Regions from separate parts of the Homo sapiens genome. Here region 1 is linked to region 2. The links are chromatin contacts, found by Hi-C or POLR2A ChIA-PET in ENCODE. All regions are on one chromosome and are shown on one strand. The core of a region is the stretch at or near the end of the contact, and the rest is flanking DNA. Distances in the headings are between cores, read along the strand shown.

The links. Hi-C counts contacts between places; a loop is a spot of excess contacts on that map. ChIA-PET counts read pairs that join two places held with the same protein, here RNA polymerase II (POLR2A). Pooled maps may share reads with other maps.
Region 1: a loop to region 2 is called in a map of endothelial cell of umbilical vein, with 2.1 times the contacts of the local background. The contact joins two enhancer-like sites. A Hi-C loop is called at or near these places in 4 of 168 maps with a recorded cell type or tissue (endothelial cell of umbilical vein and heart left ventricle) and 7 of 50 pooled maps. POLR2A ChIA-PET finds 5 or more read pairs at or near these places in 3 of 52 experiments (MCF 10A, OCI-LY7 and activated T-cell).

Annotation. Positions count from the first base shown.
Region 1 is chr9:14,236,734-14,242,950 of GRCh38, reverse strand. The region is part of intron 2 of NFIB (nuclear factor I B); the gene reads left to right. Among named protein-coding and RNA genes, the nearest start is that of NFIB, 74 kb to the left of the region's middle. RefSeq lists an enhancer at 4,026-4,787. Within about 2 kb of position 4,755, at least 6 of the 41 ENCODE cell types and tissues checked have a DNase peak (open chromatin) inside an H3K27ac peak, as active enhancers do; they include endothelial cell of umbilical vein, where a contact is called at or near this core.
Region 2 is chr9:14,150,253-14,156,994 of GRCh38, reverse strand. It overlaps NFIB (nuclear factor I B), which reads left to right. Exons shown (of 11, transcript NM_001190737.2): 4 at 1,102-1,170; 5 at 6,730-6,742. Among named protein-coding and RNA genes, the nearest start is that of NFIB, 160 kb to the left of the region's middle. Within about 2 kb of position 1,759, at least 3 of the 41 ENCODE cell types and tissues checked have a DNase peak (open chromatin) inside an H3K27ac peak, as active enhancers do; they include endothelial cell of umbilical vein, where a contact is called at or near this core.

The sequences.
Region 1 (6,217 bases), core at 3,506-6,005, 83 kb before region 2:
TAAAATGCATAGGCATATGTTCAGAACAAAGTTATTTTCAGTACATATATATTCATTAGCCTGTGTGTGAAAGTACATTTCAAATCACAACCATTTCAATATTTGTTTTTCTTTCCAAACTTTCTTTTCTCTCCATCTTGGTTTAATTGAACCCTAGACCTGAACTCTTTAAAGCATTCCTATGGAGCCAGGGTACATTTGAATGTCTTTGACTGATATAAAATAATTGCTTTGTTGATCATATACCCATGCATGATAAGATATGCATAAGAAGAAATCTGGTACAGAAGTATAAATAATACTTATCTTTAAGCCAGCATCTGTCATCTGCTTCAGCAGACAGTGCTTGCTTTCTTCCTAGCACAAAAAGGCCTGAAAGATTTATGGAGCAGCTTTGTTTGTGCTCTGTGATGCTTAATCAATTTTTATTAAATTCTAAAGTAAAACTTGGCTTTCACTTCAGTGACATCTCTGATGTATAGAACAAGGGGAGAGATCATGATGCCCTGAAAAAGTTAGGCATGGGTGATCTAAATCCCCAATCTGTTTCTTCCTGCAGGACTTCTTGCAATAACTTTTGTAAGTCTGAAGGAATCCTTGTAGGTTTGCAATGGAAAAAGCAAATACAGCCCAAACTTTAGACTTTTCAAACTTCTAGAGAGTGGATATTTGTAATTTGTTTTTTAATACTCATGCATATTTCCATATGTGGGAAAAAACACATAAATTCTTTCAATGTGCAGATAATGTGCTCATTTTGCATTCAGAATCATCTGAAAAATAAAGACTCACTAGTTATGTTTACAGAGAATCTTAAAACTTTTGGTAATTGAGGTTTAACATATTAAATATCTGATAGACATGTGGACTCTGTCGCCTTTTGCTGGCTGGTTTGCCTTATAGGCTTAACTTCTGGAATTTTTTTTGCCTTTTCAAACAAATTCTTCTGGTTGAATATCAGCATATGGTAGGAGGCTCACTCTGAGACAGGATAATTTATAAATGACCATTTCTTGTCTTGTGATCTTATGTATATAAAGAATCTAGAGTCATGAGTCAAATTGGGATTTTTGTTCAGGAAAAAGGTTAAAAAATTAGACATACAATTGGCTTTCTTTGATTCTGTGTCTATAAGGAGAGGAAGAATGGGATTTAATTTAAAATATATTTCTGCATTGAATACTGATATTTCTGTTTTTGAATTTGCTTTTTTTTAACATCTGGTACACACCAGACTAACCTGTACATATTATTCCTTTGGAAGCATATGGTTGTGGGCCCTGATCCAAAAGTAGCTTATGTATCTACATTTCAGAGTGTAAAGTTTCTTGAAGAAAGGTGGGGAGGGAACAACTATGAGATATGTTGTTAATTATTGTTTATTTTCTAGGAAATATGGCAAGCTGTAAACTTAAGATGACAATATCTGTTTTTTTTTGAATTATGTAATATGCTACTTTGGAGAAAGTCGATTAAAGAAAAATTTGGAAGCCAATTCTTACGTGCCCTAGGAAAATTAATAATTCATGCAGCTACTTCTGTCCTATCAGTCATCTTTTCACTGCCACATTTATACTTATGTATTATGAACTGCTGTTTTTTTAGTTATAAATGCCACAGGTAGATATGGATGTTGATACTGATATAGTCTATTTATCTACTTATTACCTAAACCTTGATGCATATTCTTGTATTTACTTAGCCTTGGTAATGGCCTGGTCCGTTATGCATACATAACTATTGAGGCAGTTTTTGAGGTTCTGGAATTATTCAAAAGACCTGGCCAGAAATGGTTAAATGGCAGGTAATTGCCGAATACATTTGCCCCTCATTTGCCTAAAAGGTATTCGGTGCCTGAGTGTATTCTTGCCATGTGCTTTCTTTCTCAGCTGCGGCTGATTCAGAAAGACCCATTGGAATTACTGTGAGAGTAGAGAAGAAACCCTGAATTACCAAAATGAAGACAGCCCTGCTCAACTTGATATGCAAATAAGCTTTGAGGATACAGTTTAGTTGGTCCTGGCTTTCTAACCTCAGAGCTCCATCTTACGCTGTCACTTGCCAATGCTACTTCATTGTGATACTTGCAGCCTACAAAGCTAGAGAGTTTGTCTGCTTTCTGTGGAGTAATTTTGAGTAGATGAACTGAGGCTTGGGAGAGTTTGCCAAATGAGGTGGTGATGATGGCTAAAGAGACTTGGACTTAGGGAGTGCTTTCTGGCAGAAGTACAACGCAGACGGTATCATGTTTTTGACCATGGTACTTTAGACATGCTGCCAAGTGTTTGTAACGAGATAGGGCTGTTACTATACTTTGCTTTTAACTTTACTTTTGCATACAGTACATCGTTCTTGTTTTATAAACTGTGTCGCATACTTTTTGTACCTCTATAAACAAGTGAAGCTGTTGAGTTTTTGGATAAAGTTTGAAGCAGTCTTGTGTTGCTTCTTCTTTGCTTTATGCTCCAAGTTGAGAGCTGAATAGTAAGATCTTTTTTCACACCATTTATAATGCGATGCACATTTTGAAGGCAATTTAAATTCTTTTGGCTCCCCAGCCATATGCTTCAAAATGGAAGCATTATGCATGTCTGAATAGGGGACTAGGTAGGAAATTGGAGTATAAAGATATATGGCAGGATATATAGTAGGGTAATATTATCTATTGAGAGAGAGGGAGAGAAAGAGAGAGGGAGAGAGGGAGAGATGGGGACAGAGAGATTAATTTCACTCTCTAGGAATTTTTCCAAACTTTAGGCCCAATTTTGCTGAAGAAAATTTAAAATGTTTCCATAGGCTACACAGGAACTTTTATGTATGCAATTTATATATTTAATGAAATTTTGGAACTTGACCAGTGTATTATTTGAGAAATTGGCAATATAGTCAAGAGTAATGGACTTTAAGGTATAATTTTTAATGGAAGGACAAAACTAATATAAGTGGAAACCATATTCCTCTTCTTTTATTACATTTTTTACTCATTCCTTTTTATGATTTTATTTCTCTTCATCCTCACCATCCCCTCTAAATTTTCTTCAGTTTGTTTCTACATTGGAAAAGTGAAATGTAATGTTCTCTTTAACATATAAACTCTTGCACTCTCTCCCTCTGGAGGGTATCTTTCACTGTTTTCATAATTTATTCTGCTGGGTAGAAAACCCCAGATTCCTCCAATATTCTGAAAATAATTTGTACTTTTTGTAGATAGAAATTTCCTGTTTCGAAGCTTCTCTCATTATAATCGTGTAAGGTTCTTGTGGTTATGCCTCATTGATCACATGGATATCATTATAAAATAATTTGGCTCATATTTGGATTTATATGTTTATGTATCTTTAAGTTAGAACAGAGATTCCTTTCTCATTCTTATTTAAATGTTGTTTTCTTATCTTTTCTCTTTCTGTTTTCCTTCATAGATAATAAGTGACTTGTAGTATTAGATCATACACAACTGGTAGTTTCTTCTGTAACTTTCATCAGAAATGAGTATTGTGTCTATCCAGGAGTTCCTGCACTTTTTCCTGAAGGAAACAGTTTGTATGTTAAGTATACCTCTAAACCTTATTCATTTGAAGTAATAGTCTTAGAACATATACACATGCCATTTTCCTCTTTTCCTCTCTACACCGTGGATTTGGAAATTATGGAAGCTTTTTACAAAAAGACCTAATGGGATTTATGTGTTATTTTCTTTGTGACCATTGTGTGAAAACAGTTTTCAAAGTTAAGTTACTGTTCTCCTGTGTAACATTGTGAATACAAAATACTACAAACCTTTTTGGTTAAATGATGGAGGAGAATCAATTTGTTCTTTAGGACAAATTTCTTAATTTTAGTTTCTTAGAATCCCTATGTAATGGGCATATTACCGACTGCTCTTGCAGAATCAAATGTAACTCCTTTTCCTATTATAAACTATATTGTATAACATAACAGCTTTTGAATAATTATCATGTGATGTACTTTCACCATCAGTTGACCTTATGCTGTTTAGGAGACACCAGGGAGTCCTGGGAATTAGGAAACAAAACAGAGAAGGGAAGAAAAAAAAGCAGGAACTGAATTTCCTTCATTCATTCATTTATTTTTGAGAAGGGTGGAGAAGCCCACAGATTTATATCTCGGTTGGGTGAAATTGTGTTACTGTTTATCTGTACCTTTTTCCCCCTGTGGCAAGAGACGTGGAGAATAGACACTCACTCCCAAAGATACCAAGTTCCAAAGCACTGAGTCATGAGTCCACAATGAAATACTAGGATGCAGCCATTTCCTACCTTTGTTTGGAAATGAACTGATTGGACCAGGCGGATGTAAGCCCTCAGCTGCAGGGCTTTACAGAAGGAAATGCTTTTGGTCTCTCTTAGGTACTCGATGCTGTTCTGTAACTTCTTTGTATTTGACTGAAACAACCAATGTGAAAATGTTTCCTAGACTATATAAAATTCAGCGCATGCACCCTTCTGTCTGTTTGTGCACATATACTTTTTATGTGATGGTAGGGAAAGCATCAACTGCTTTTAATGCAGTGAATTTTTAATGTAACCTTACGTATTAAACTCTTCACAAGACTGTCTCTCTTGAGTAGTCTCATTTATATTTGTAGCCCCTACTTTTAGTGGTGACTTCCAGGTGCTGTGTGATCTGACCCTTGCCTCCCTCTCCCCAGTGAGTCACTCTGCCTGCCCTTTCAGTAGCAGCAATACTACCATCCCTCCAGTACAGCTGAGCCTCAGGCACTTTGCTCTGTCTGTCCTTTCTGCTGGGAACCGTTTTTTTCTCAGATGATCGTAGGTAGGGCTTGCTCCCTTACCTCATTCAGAGGAAGACTTAAATTACATGTGCCCCCAAAATCTCCTACCACTCCAGCTACCACTCTCTTCTTCCCAGGTCTTTTTCTCCTTACCCTGCTGTACTCTTTGCCCCATAGCTACCTCACATATTTCATATTCATTTGTTTCTTGGTTTACTGTTTCTTACCCCTCCTAGACCGTAAGCCTCATGTGGGTTAGGACTTTGATAATCTGCTGTTTTGCCCAGAACCCAGAATATGGTAGAATACACACACACACACACACACACACACACACACACACACACACACACACTGTTATACCTAGCAGGGTGAGGAGCTTACACACACACACACACACACACACACACACACACACACACACACACACACACTGTTATACCTAGCAGGGTGAGGAGCTTGGTAGATCAATAATAAATGTTTATTGAATAAGAAACAATGTAGATCGGCAAGAGATGTTGCTGACCTCTTATATTGGGCTATTTGGGAGTTATTTAACTTTTGGATGCCTCAGCTTTCCCATCTGGTATGTGGGGACGAGATTTTGCATACCTTGGAAGCATGTTGGGAAGTCTGATTAATAATGAGTAGTAATCATGAGCAGTGAAAAGATCAGACACCAGCTCTGTTTAATGAGAAGGTACATAGACATAATGAAGAGCTTTTGTGCTCAGTGGGCAATGGTATATCTTAGGTGGCCAAGCTTTTCCCTGTGTGTGCTGGCCTTCGGCACTTTTTGGGTGTTAGGGATTTTGATGATCTTCTGAAGATGGATGAGAAGAGGGCTAAGAATGGCTAAAGCTTGGAGAATAATTTGGGGAGTCACAGTAAATCAATAGGATGAGATAGATGAAAGAAATTGGCTCTAAAGAGAGCATTGGAAGTTTTAGATTGTCATATTTACCACCTTCAGTTCTCAGACCTGATAGTTTTCAGTGACGTAGCCTTTTAGGAATTTCAGAAGTGTGATTTTACCTTGAATTTATTAGGGCTAAATTCAATTGTTTATGTTTATGCAGTTCATAATTTTGCAGTTTAGTTTGTGTGGGTTAGTGGCCCTACTGTTCAACTGGATGGCAAATCTGTGCTAGGAGGATACCATATGCACAAGTATTTTCTTAAATAATGTTGGCGTTTGCCACTGGTGTTAGGGGAAGAAGAAAAAAAAATGAGAGCAATTCTGGAAGCCCTCCAGTAAGGGGTTAGGAAAGAACTTAGGGACAAATGCTCCTACTTGGAACACAACACCAAATAGTGGCTTTTTTGTGTTTTTATTTTTTTTTTTTTAAAGAGAAGCCAAAATTAAACACAGTAGAGTTTACTGTTTGCTAATCAGCATGTGTTTACTTTCTCTTCCAAAACTGAAGTTGCCAACCAATACATTTCCTACCCAGTGCTATGAAT
Region 2 (6,742 bases), core at 510-3,009:
GCTCTTTGATTTCAGTGCTCCATGTTGCTGCACTACCCATGCTTCACATCTCTGAACTGCATCTAATTCCTTGGTCAGCCCTGAAGCTTTATGTAAAATCCAGTCAAATTGCCAGTTCTTAGAATCTAGTTTTGTTTGTTTGTTTCTCAGATGTATTTCAATTCTGAGGATTTTCAAACTTATTCTCACCCTAGGACAGAAGCAAGTAGGCCATAACCTCCCCTGCTAAGGTATTCCTCACACTCATTACACCCCCTTAACATAGATGAGAATGGGGTGGGCTGGGTGCAGGGTTACTGTTGTTTGTGGGAGTTCTCATCTCTAGTTTTGGACATAGACCAGCTAGCAAGCAGGCTCCATGGCCACTGTGGACCCTGCCCCGGTGTGACTTAAGGGTCATGTGGCATTCCCAGAGGCCTGGATTCACCACCATTTGCCAGAAAAGTTGTCTAATTCTTGAAATAAAAGGAGTCCAGTGGAATAGTAGCAAGGGTGAGGAAAGCAGTGAAATCGTGCAACGTATATTAAAGATGCCCAGAAATAGGTCAACGCAAAGTTCTGTATTTGCTGTATATACAAGTTCTGCTTTTTATGTTATTAGTGACCCTGGAACAAGGGTCGGGGTGCTGGTAACAGCAGTTCACTTTTCTTTCATCAGAGAAGGGTTTACAAAAGAACGGTGGCTTTAAGAGATCTTTGACATTATTCCAGCAAGGTGCTAATTGTGGTTGTGGTTTCCTTTTTCTTTCTTTCATTTTTCGCTTTAGTCTACCAGGTGCTACCGAGTCAAAAGCATTCACTGAGAGCCCACAGACCATTCTGTATGCATGGGCCATGGCAAATCAAACCGCATCAATAAACCTGTACTTTTAGAAAGGGAAGAAAAAATTTTCCTAAGAGATTATTTGGTATCTAAACTTTTTATTTTTGTTTAAACAAACCTAATTTGCATTCCTAAGAGTCATTTTTTAAAGTCCTTATTGTAAGCATATTTGGTTTTTGTTCAAACCATTGGCTTTAAAACACTTAAATTCTAGTGTATAATCATTTATTTTACTTTCTGCTTATATTGATCATTTTTCCTTTAATATTTATTTTCAGGTTACCTTGAGGATAGTTTTGTAAAATCTGGAGTCTTCAATGTATCAGAACTTGTAAGAGTATCCAGAAGTAAGTAAATTGTTTTGTTACTACTTAAGCATGCAGTATGATTTAAAATACTTTATATTTTGAACCTTAAATGTAGTATAAAGAGTGACCACATATTAGGAAAATTTGAATTAAAATCTTAAAACCTTTGATGAAATAACAATATATTTTGCTTGATTTTCTAAAATGTTTGCATTCAAATCATCAAAACTTTTTGTTGTACAAAAATAATTTTGGGGTTTTTCTGATTGCCATGTTATTGGTATTCATTTAATTCACTGTTCTCTGCATGACCATAGATGGCCATTTATATCAAAGGAAGTGTGATTAATTAAATGTACTCTATGTTGTTATGATAACCCACATAAGTTTCCTGTAGATAAGTGCTTTTTCATTTTACTAACATTTTGGTGGGGGTTGGAGATGCACAGGATATACACACTAACGTGCAGAGTGTAGAGGGATGCAGAAATTAACTTTGCAGATTGTAGTTGGATATAGATAGAAAGCATTGTTATCCAAAACAATGTCCAATTGTTTTAACTGGCCACTTCACCTGAGACACCATTCTTAGCAGGCTGGATCAGATTTTTCTAGGCTAAGCTCACCTGGCAGGCTACCTAAGCAAAGGGGACGTTACCTTGATTAACTCTTTTACTTATTACTAGCATGTACAAACATATCCAAGATGCAGATCTATATGTACTAATTATGTTAAAGAAGGTGACTCCTTTCTTCATACTCCCTTCACTGATTTAGCTTATTTATGTAACTTTGAAGGGTATATTTTCACCTGACATTTTGATAGAATGCATCACACTTCGGAGTGATGTTATTCAGATGATGTAGTCACACTCTGATACCTGCCTAAGTTGTGTTTCTCATTTGGGTCATATTTAGAGGTCATGAATAAGAATTATGATGATCCAGAAAGAACAAAGAGTAATCGAGTTACTGAGGATAAGAATAAGCAGTGTTTTAGAGTCTTGTTGTTCAGTAAAGGAATCTTCACGCTATCACTGACTGTCTTTTGAACCGTAGTTCCTCAAATAGCTCACATTTCTAAAGTGAACAGTGCAAATAGCATGTATAGCAGGGAGTGATACATATGAACGTTTAAGATCTTAAGTAGTTTATCCTTTCTGGTATAATTCTAGAGTGGATAAATGTATGCCCAAAAGACTTCTCTCATGGGTCTTTTTACATGGTGGCAGTGTAGGAGAAGAAACACAAATATCCTGTATTCTGGTAGCCCCAGGGTGTGTATTCGATGGGCAAGGAGATTGTCCAAGGCAGTGTACCTTAATGTGTTTTTCCAGATCAATATGTGATATCCAAAGGTATCCAACATTTGAAAGTTTTCACTTTTAATTTGGGAAGAAATATGCCTGACTTACCAGTAGCACTTTGTAGCATCAGGTAAGACAGGGGTTATCTGAAGGGGTGTGTGTGTCTTCCCCATACTCTTCTTTAGCGGAAAGGCTTATGGTGCTCCAGTTAGGAGGCTTATTAAATTATTTGCTTAAATTTGTACTTCTCTGAGTTCAAGTTCAATGGTATATTTTCATCCTTCTTAGGAGTAGGGCAGTAGAGTCAGCTGTCAGAAAATATTTATTTAGTACCTCATGATAGGTAATATTATGCTAAGGGCTGTCAAAGGAGAACCACATTAGAACCTTCAAAAGCCCAGATAGATATTTTGAAAAATCTGAATTTCAAACATTAAAACAAAGATGAAAATTATCTTTCTAGAACAGTTCAAAACCAAGGTAAATTTAATATACTTCATTCATTCATTCTTAACTTATAATGTCATATCCTAGAAACTTTTAGGTTATTTGTTATAACAAACATTACTGATTTGTAATTAGCACATTAATTATCTATATTCATTACGTAATTTATTCAGCAAACATTTATTTTCTCCTCCATATGTAAATAGGTGTCTCTGAAAGGCCTGATAAGTTCTCCTCCTAAGTGTTTTAATATATCCGCATCATAATCTTTGTTTACACAATTAAACTTCATTATTTATGAAATAGGGGTTTGCTAAGTAAACATAAACTTCAGCACAACACTATGTGTGTATCACAAATTCTGACTTCTTGAGGGTTTACAGTATGCTAGTGCTTTCAGTCCTCTAGGGTTTTACAATCATAAGACCCACTGATGTGTATGTTGACTTTAGCTAATGAAGCCATTCAGCATTAGGATAGTGATCTCTCTTTTGAATGATATTATCTCCATCTTAAAAGTTGATTTAGGATCAGCTTTTGGAGTGAGGAGAACAATAAGGGAGATTAAAGGTTGGCCTCTAACCCTTAGAATCTGAGGTTCTTTGGTGCTTCATTTCTAAGAGGATATCGGCATCCTCTTAAACATGATTTGCAGCTTTCAGCCTTCTTGTAGCTCCCTGGGAGAGGCGCTAACACTGATCTTTGCGTCTGATGTAAGTTCTTCCAGAGGCTCTTAAGCAGGAATATCTGACTGAGACTTGCTGTTCCCACACACTCTGTCATTAAATAATTTCCATGTGTGTTGTTTTAGTACTTTGGCCGTGTTTGTTAATCTACTTTCCTTTCTGTATCTCCCATTTAGTGTCAGAATGCATACTAAATTTTTACAGTGCTCATGCATAAATCCGTAGACAAATTATTTTATTGCTATCTTTACAAAATTAAAACATAATATGTGTACATATTTATGGAATCCATGTGATCTCTGGATCCATGCATACAGTGTATAATGATTAAATCAGGCTATTTAGGATATCTGTCATCTCAAACATTTATCATTTCTTCATGTTGGGAATGTTTCAAATCTTCTTTTTTTGCTATTTTAAAATATGTAATATATTGTTGTTAACTGTAGCCACCCTGCTGTGCTATCAAATACTGGAAATTATTCTTTCTGTCTATTATAACTGTATGTTTTTACCCATTAACCAATCTCTCTTCATCTCCTCACCTCCCCACCCTCCCCCACCTCTGACAACCCCTTCGATGAGATCAACTTTTTAAGCTCCCATGTATGAGTGAGAACATGCTATATTTGTCGTTTTTATTGCTGTCTTGACACTGCGGAATAATCTTTCTGGAACAAAATTTAGAAAAAAACAATTTCTGAAGATTTTAAAATTATCATTTACTACAAATTACATCTAGTTTATTTATGGGTAAGCAAATTATGTTAACTATGGAGCCATATGTATTCAATAGAAACTATAAATCTTTGCCTAAATATTGCATGAGCTTAATAAATTGAAAATAGTTTATGTAAGGTGGAACCTCTAAGTTTCCTGTTAATAACTCAGGTCTATGAATTGTATCCATTACTGTGATAGGAAGCCAGACAGATTGTTTACTTCACTTGAGCCCCTGAAATACTCCTTCTAGCATGTACCCCACTTCCAGTGTCATATAGAACATGGTTCTAATAATAAATTATAAAACATGCGGTTACTGTGGGATTTCTTACCTCACATTTTTTTAACCTTTGGTGTGCCTCAAGCCACAACAGACATAGCTACATTTTAGCTGTCCAAATAATTCAAGCCATCAGGCACTTAGTTACTCATTGGATACAAGTATTTTCTGTGTAAAGGATGTTACAGTGTATTATATAACATGAACAATCTATCAGAAGGCTGATAGATAATCCAGAAGTTTGGAGCTGTTACTAGTCATGTATATACTGATGTATTTAATTTTTAGTCCAGAAAGGGAGATGTTCATTGTGTATTCCGTGGTTACTTCTCTGTGATAAAGCTTGTACCTCCTAATCATACTTTCTTAAAAATATTTTAAGTTAATCTTAGCCTGCCTAATATTAAAATACAATTCAAAGGGTAGTGAACACATTTAGAATATTCATTAAAAATGAGGGGTAAGAAAACTTCCATAAAAATCTGCAATCCCTTTGGAATTTTATACTCAACTTGAGGCAGATGGGAGAGAGGAGGAGTTTAAGTAGACCACGTATGCTTAGAGTGCATCTCAGGGGCTCTAGAATTTTGTTGCAAAGCCCCAGAGTACAATTTCGTGTGAGCTTTTGAAGGGCTGATTAAGACAGGTAAAGAAATGGAAACTATTCTTAAGGAGTTCTTTGACACCAACCTGCCTGGTCTCCACTTTGCACATTATCTCTACCTATGATTTTGCTTCTGCAGCAGTCCCTGTTTAGAATGACCTCCCTCTAATCTCTTACTCATTCTCCAGAGTCCAGTGCCAGCTATGGCTTTTCGCAGACTTCTTGGACAATTCAAGCTGGTATTGGATTCTTTTTCCCTTGAAATTCTACAGCAGTTTTGGATCATGTCATTAATTTGGACAGTTTCATTTTCATCTATTTTGGTATTTATGTGTTTCGCATGAATGTTTTACTTACCCAGCTTGTTGCCCAATATTTTTATTAAGGGCAATATATGAGACTATTTTGTACACATTGCAGCCAACACCTGCCAGCAGTGGACACAGTCAGTAATTTGTTGAATGAACAAATTTTCAGCGAACAGGTTCATTTATACCTCTTCCTCTGCTTTTAACACGTTTTTGAACTGTTCATCTTTGCTAACCATTCCAGTCTACCAGGGAAGAAGTTTGGAGGAGAAAGCAAAGAAGGAAGGGAACTCACAATGGTTGAGCACGTGTTATACACTAGGCATGATTCTAGGCTCTTATCACTACCTATTTCATTTCATCCTCAAAATAATCCTATGTGTCCGGTTATTATTACTCCCATTTTACAGTTAGGAAACTAGGGCACATAACTTATAATACAGAGGGAGTTTAAACTAAAAGGCTATTTATCTCTCAAGACTCTGCTGATTCTAACACAATATGCTGCCTCACAGCTTTGTTCATGATATCTAAAATTAAATTTAAAAAATGTGAACAGATGTAATTATACAAAATATCATGAGATATTTTGATAAAGACATACAATGCATAATAATCACATCAGGGTAAATGGGGTATCCATCACCTGAAGCATTTATCCTTTGTGTTACAAACCAAAAATTATTATTCTATATTATCAACATTAATATCAACATTAATATTTGAGTGGATTAGAAGTCATGATATTAATAATTATTATCATATCCTAACTGGGAGGCTGTGAATAATGATTTTTGCTTTTTTTTGTGAAACGGTTCTCTGTTTATTTATTTAACAATGATTTGGTTTTCGAGAGCCTAGGTAGTGCAAAGCAGCTTGTTTGGTGTTGCTGAGTGATAGGACTCGTATATTCTGTTTCCTCCAAGGCATTTTTAACTAGCAGAGTGACAGATGTAATGTCAACTAATATAAAGGAGTGAGTAAAGAAGGTTGAGGAATAGGATTCGGGAAATTGGTAACCAGTGATTATAATCTGATTGCCTCAAATTTCCAAGCTTGAACGTTGCTAAGGTGAGCAAGTTTTCAGGTCCTACCCAGGTTGTATGGTGGGTATTAGAGGCTTAAGGTGAAGAAAGTTCTCTCTATCTTTGACCAGAGGCATGAAAGATTCTCGATTATTACATTTGAATAGAGGTCAGAAATACGAATGTCATTCCCAGTGCTTCTTTGTCTTATTCCTCAGCGCCCATAACCCA